2 separate regions of the Homo sapiens genome follow, and region 1 is linked to region 2. Evidence: chromatin contacts called from ENCODE Hi-C data. All regions are on one chromosome and are shown on one strand. Each heading gives the region's core, a stretch centred on a gene start or an enhancer-like site at or near the end of the contact. The rest is flanking DNA. Distances are from core to core; before and after follow the strand shown. Region 1 overlaps GRB10 (growth factor receptor bound protein 10). Region 2 has its middle 23 kb from the start of IKZF1.

Region 1 (2,700 bases), core at 58-2,557, 380 kb after region 2:
GCCATGTGACTAGGGTCCTTCTCACAGGGATAATGGCATCCAAGAAAGAACACAACAAAGCCACTAGCTTCTAGAAAACCTATTTCTGTCAGAGCAGAATGGTCAAGCCAGCCACTCAGGAAAGGTCATACTGGACTGCTGACTGGAGCCACGTGTCTAACTAACTGAGCCCTTCTCTCACAAGCAGCAGTGGCTGCAGCTGCCATCCTCTTGGTGATACTTTTGTAGCTGCATGTGCAGACATCATTTTGAAAGCCTATTTAATGTAATCCTTTTTAGATTCGGGCCATCATCCCAGCTTGCTGAGCCCTTAGTGGACGCCAGATCCAGTGCCCATCAGGGAAAGCCCCTGGCATGCCAGGTGCAGGGAGACAATGCAGACACCATAGGAGTCACCTCGCAGGATGCCACAGCCGAAACCAGCAGGCCAGGACCTGCCTGCCAGGGTGTCTGCTTCAGCCCACACAGTGCTTACAGACACTGAAATGTGCAAAATGTGGAGAGTTCAGGTCTTCAGTGGCAATTCTGATTTCTCTCAAAGCATCCAATTTTCTGGTGACACTGGTCCCATGCTCCTGCTGGCCATGCTCGGCTGATGGGCGGTGGCTGTGGACACAGGGCCCCTCTTCCCTAGCGTGGACACCGACGCTCAGTCTTGCCTCGAGGAGCTACTTCTGCCCTGACTTCTGATGTCGCTGAGCTGACACCCTCCTCACACAGCAAACAGCCAGGATCAGAATGCAGGAACCGAGAAGGCCTTTGGGACAGCCCCCCTACAGGGTATCGTACCCACCAGCCTGAACAGTCAAATGTACCTATACACATGGCTCCCCTCAGCCTCTCAGAGCCTTCTGAACTTCACCCAGCACCTGCAGGAAGAAAATGGCACCCCACTCACCTTTCTCTCCTCTCCCAGGACCTTAAAGAAGTACAGCAGAGGGAGACAGTCACCAGGCCGTGGCGGGGGGCCAGCCCACCTGCCAGGGTCCTCTGCAGTGTGTCTGTGGGGGCAGGGGGGACAGCTCTGGTATTTACCCAGGATTGTCTGGCACCTGGCCCAAGTCCCAGGTCTCGGAGCACATCCTTCTGTGGTGCCCCTCCCTCCCGACACCCGAGGCCAGCTCCAGGCACACTGCATGGCGCTTCCTCAACTCAGAAGGCCCCGGAGGGTCTGACGCAAAGGAGGACCACTGCAGCCAGTGTCTGCCAGGGCACCAAGATCAAAGGCAGCCTCACCACAGAGACCCAGTGGCACCAACTAGACCGTGAGCCCAGCCTCTCCGGCCGGAGCATGGTGCTTGGCCTCAGGGCTCACAAGTCTTTGCTATATCAATCACCCTTACCACAACAGCCTGTCTTTTCAAATGAGTCACAAAGCAGTTAAAAATACCCTGTTGATTTTTACCACAAATATCCAGTTTCCTGAACAATGACTAATTTAATTTCACCACCTTTTAGAGGAAAGAAATTAAACACTCAGAAAGAAATTCTTATGTATTTGTATTTTTGGTAAGTCAATGACGAGGTATTATTAAACTTAAATAAATCAAACCACTGAATAAAATTAAATGCCATTTAATAAATGATGGAATCATCTCCACAGAAGCTATACCTTCCAATGAAAGTCACTCACTGCTGACAAGGAGGACTGCTGTCACCTCTAACAGACACTATGTAAAACCATACATCACGGTTCCTCTATGCACTCTCCCAGAGCAAAGGGGGATGTCTGCTCTAACATCAGTTTTTGCCTTCCGTGAGGGAATAGGTCTGTGTGCTCTCTCACTTTAATGGTGAAGCCATAGAGTACAACCTCAGGTAAACGCAAGACCAATAGACTCTGGCTTAAATATTAACAAGCCAAAACATTGCTGTTTTAAAATTCATCATCAACAACAAAATAAAACAGAAAGCCCAAGAAGTCTAGAAAGACAACTCCAAAACATCTCACACTATTTATGAGCACCCAAACACCAGTGAGGGCCCATGAGCCAGTGGCAGAGGTGCGTGGAAGTGCCTGGGTTTACTGGCTCCAGATTTCCATGCTTCCACCAAGGGTCTGACCGGCCCAGGTTTGGAACCCATAACACGTTGGACAAACTGCTCTCAGGGCTCCCCCTGGCCAAATGCTGAGCAGCTGCAGGGCGGGTGCCACCCCACGTGGGGGTAGCAACGAGCCTGGGTGGGACCAGGGAGGTGAGACCGACCCTGCACTGCTTCTGTAGAAGCACCTGGGCAGGACCCCAGACCCAGAAGAGGAAGCAGAGCCTGGGCAGGGTGAGGAAGTTGAATCCAGGGCAGGTGAAGGACAGCCAGGCAGGAAGGAATGAGTGGGCTGTCAGACGGTGACATCCCAGCACGTGGATCTCCGATCAGAAGTAGCCCCCTTTGCGCCGGTGTACGTCTCCCCCACAGCTGGAGGATCACAGGTTTGAAACTCAGCTATTCCCGCCAACCCAGATGACTCAGGCAAGCCCCATGGGTACCCTTAGCAAACTCAGCACAGCACTCAGGAAGAACCTGGCCAATGCAGGGTCACGAAGCCAGGGTGCAGTCATCGTGGAAGAACTTGGTAAGCCTGCCTGGGGCTGCTGCATGCTCTGGGATCCCCAGGGAGAGGACGCAAGGCAGCTGGGGAAGACCTCCCTGTCCTTCTAGATAGAATAATGGCTGCTCTCTTTTGGCACATGCCTGCCACGT
Region 2 (2,700 bases), core at 65-2,564:
TCCTTAACTCTTGGAGCTCCTGACATACATATTAAAATTATCTTATCAAGCTCTTTAAGAAGAGGATGTTTGATTGGGATTGTATTGAATTTCTAAATCAATTTGAAAAAAATAACATCTTTAAAATATCAAGTTTTTTGATCTATGAACATGGTATATCTATTTAAGTGTATGATAGTACATTTACCTATATTTCCATCTAGACTTGTGTGTCCTTTTCTGTTTCTATATTATGAGGCGATTTCTTAGTTTAAAAGCTTGGAATAATTATATTTTTCTGATCAGGTTGTAATGATTCTCTTATTTTTTTCATAATATCCTTTACCTTAGAGTCTCTTTTGTTTAATAGGAATAAAGCTGCACCTGTTTTTATTTGTTTCTTTGTTGTTGGTTTTTTGTTTGTTTTTGTTTGTTATTTTGGTCTCTATTTGGCTATGATATATTTACCCACAGTTTCACTTTTAATCCTTCTGATAACTTGTATTATATGTCTATTGTAAAAGGTACATAGCTTGCTTTGTGTTTAAAATCCACTGCAAATCTAGTTCAATCTCAACTACAGAATTTGGCCTACTGAAATTTCTTTCAAGTAAGGACGTATTCTAATTTATTTCTTTTACTTTATGTTTTCTATTTGTACTGCTTTTTATTTTTTTACTCTCGCTTCCTTTTGGATTTAGGGGTTTTCTTCACTACCGGTTTGGAAGTTATCTACCTTATTCCTGTTTTTTAGTGGTCACCATAGAAGTGTTAACATGCATACTTAATATGAAAAGTTAATAAATATTTTTACCTCAATCCAAATCATGTTGAGACCTGAGAACATCTCCGCTTCAGACCTTTTCCTCCTAATCCTGACTTATATGCCTATTGCCACAGCTGCAACTCAACAAAGACTGGCCAGTGCCTTCGATTTCATCCAGATGGTAGTTTTCCTGAAGCTGAAATTCATTTCTATATTGGCACAGCCCCACCTCTCTCCTCCCAGGATCTCCCATCACCAGCTTTGGATGTAACTAGAAGGAGTTTATCCTCAGGCTTTGGTGAAATCAGAGAAAGTCAGAGGAGAAAACTGCTATACTTGACTACGTCTTTGCCAGGATGAAGATGACCAGGGAATATTCTTGTACCATATCTGCCCATCACTGAATCCAGTCCATGTGGGATTAGACTGTAGAAATTAAGAGTTGTGTCTATTACATATTCTATGTTTTTGGGCTCTATTTCTGGTTGTAAGAATATTCTAAGGTTCTTTTTAGAGAGGGGAACTTTGAGGCTCTAAGAGAGGAAGTGACTGAGGTCACCCAGGAGTCAGTTGGCAGAACCAGAAATAGACCCCAGGTCTCATTCTCAGTTCAGACAAGGCAGCATGTTCTGCTCTGATGTTGAGTGAAAAAGAAGAGAGAGGGAGAGAATTTTCAACAGACCATATCTGTGAAGTGGAAGCAAGAGAATTATTTTCCTTAGAACAGACCTTTCTTCTCCCCTTCCCCTCAAGCCTGTCTGAAACTCCTCTGCTAACTGGCTTGAGCACTTGGAATATTCCAGATGTAAGAAACGCAGACGGGCAAGAGCACCAGCCACCCTCCCACAGCTGCAGCCCAGATCTTGTGATTTCCGCCAGGCTCAAGCTTGGCCTCTTGGTTTCTCCTTGTCCCGTGTGCTGATTGTGGGAAAATTCTGCGTGGGACACGTCTTTTCTTCAGCACTCTGGGAGTTTGCCACTCCGGCCTCCCCCTCCCGAGGACAGCAGCAGACGTGCACATCTGCTTAGGGGCAGGGCTGGCAGTTCCCAGACTACTCCTGGAAGCTGCAGTAGAAGATACAGTTTACTCTGAGCTTCCGTCTTGTGCACCTCTGAAGTCCCCAAGGATAGGGCCTTCCAGAACAGAGAAAGCGTGGCATGCTCTGCTCCCAAATTCCTTGGGAGAAGAGGTTTCATTGTCCTTGGTTTCTTCGGCTTGTAAAACTTTTCTTTCCTTTTTCTTTTTCTTTTTTTTTTTTTTTTTTTTTTTTTTGAGACAGAGTCTCGCTCTATCGCCCAGACTGGAGTGTAGTGGCACGATCTCGGCTCACTGCAAGCTCCGCCTCCAGGGTTCACCCCATTCTCCTGCCTCAGCCTCCGAGTAGCTGGGACTAAAGGTGCCCGCCACCACGCCCGGCTAATTTTTTGTATTTTTACTAGAGACAAGGTTTCACCATGTTAGCCAGGATGGTTTCCATCTCCTGACCTCATGATCAGCCTGCCTCCTCGGCCTTCTAAAGTGCTGGGATTACTGGCATGAGCCACCGCGCCTGGCCAAAACTTTTATTCTCTGGTGAGGTTGTTTGAGGCTCTCCATGCAATCTCCCGAAAAAGAGACCGAGGCCCACACAGCATGAGAGGAGAGAAATGAGTACAAGCTAAACGCAGTCTCTTCTGATGGCCTCTCTTTCCCAGAAATAAGAGGTTATAGAGAAAACACAAATGGAATCTAAATCTGGTAAGATTTGCAGAACCTCAAGGTTTCGCTGGGTCAGGAACAGGGTAAAAATAGTCTCTGAGGATGAATCCTGGCCAGGAAAATAGAGACAAGTGAAGGACAGGGAAATACATTGTAAAATTTCACTTTTTCCAGCTTCCTATTTGGTTTCACTCTGAATTTTCTCTGAATCATTTATTTCTCACACCGCCTTCATAGCACTACAAGGAGCCAGCTA

What was found. Hi-C counts contacts between places; a loop is a spot of excess contacts on that map. Pooled maps may share reads with other maps.
Region 1: a loop to region 2 is called in a map with no recorded cell type, with 7 times the contacts of the local background. The contact joins two enhancer-like sites. A Hi-C loop is called at or near these places in 6 of 37 single-sample maps with no recorded cell type and 2 of 50 pooled maps.

Annotation. Positions count from the first base shown.
Region 1 is chr7:50,663,469-50,666,168 of GRCh38, forward strand. The region is part of intron 7 of GRB10 (growth factor receptor bound protein 10); the gene reads right to left. Among named protein-coding and RNA genes, the nearest start is that of DDC, 99 kb to the left of the region's middle. Within about 2 kb of position 1,308, at least 12 of the 41 ENCODE cell types and tissues checked have a DNase peak (open chromatin) inside an H3K27ac peak, as active enhancers do.
Region 2 is chr7:50,280,442-50,283,141 of GRCh38, forward strand. No RefSeq gene overlaps it. Among named protein-coding and RNA genes, the nearest start is that of IKZF1, 23 kb to the right of the region's middle. RefSeq lists an enhancer at 1,546-1,835. Within about 2 kb of position 1,315, at least 8 of the 41 ENCODE cell types and tissues checked have a DNase peak (open chromatin) inside an H3K27ac peak, as active enhancers do.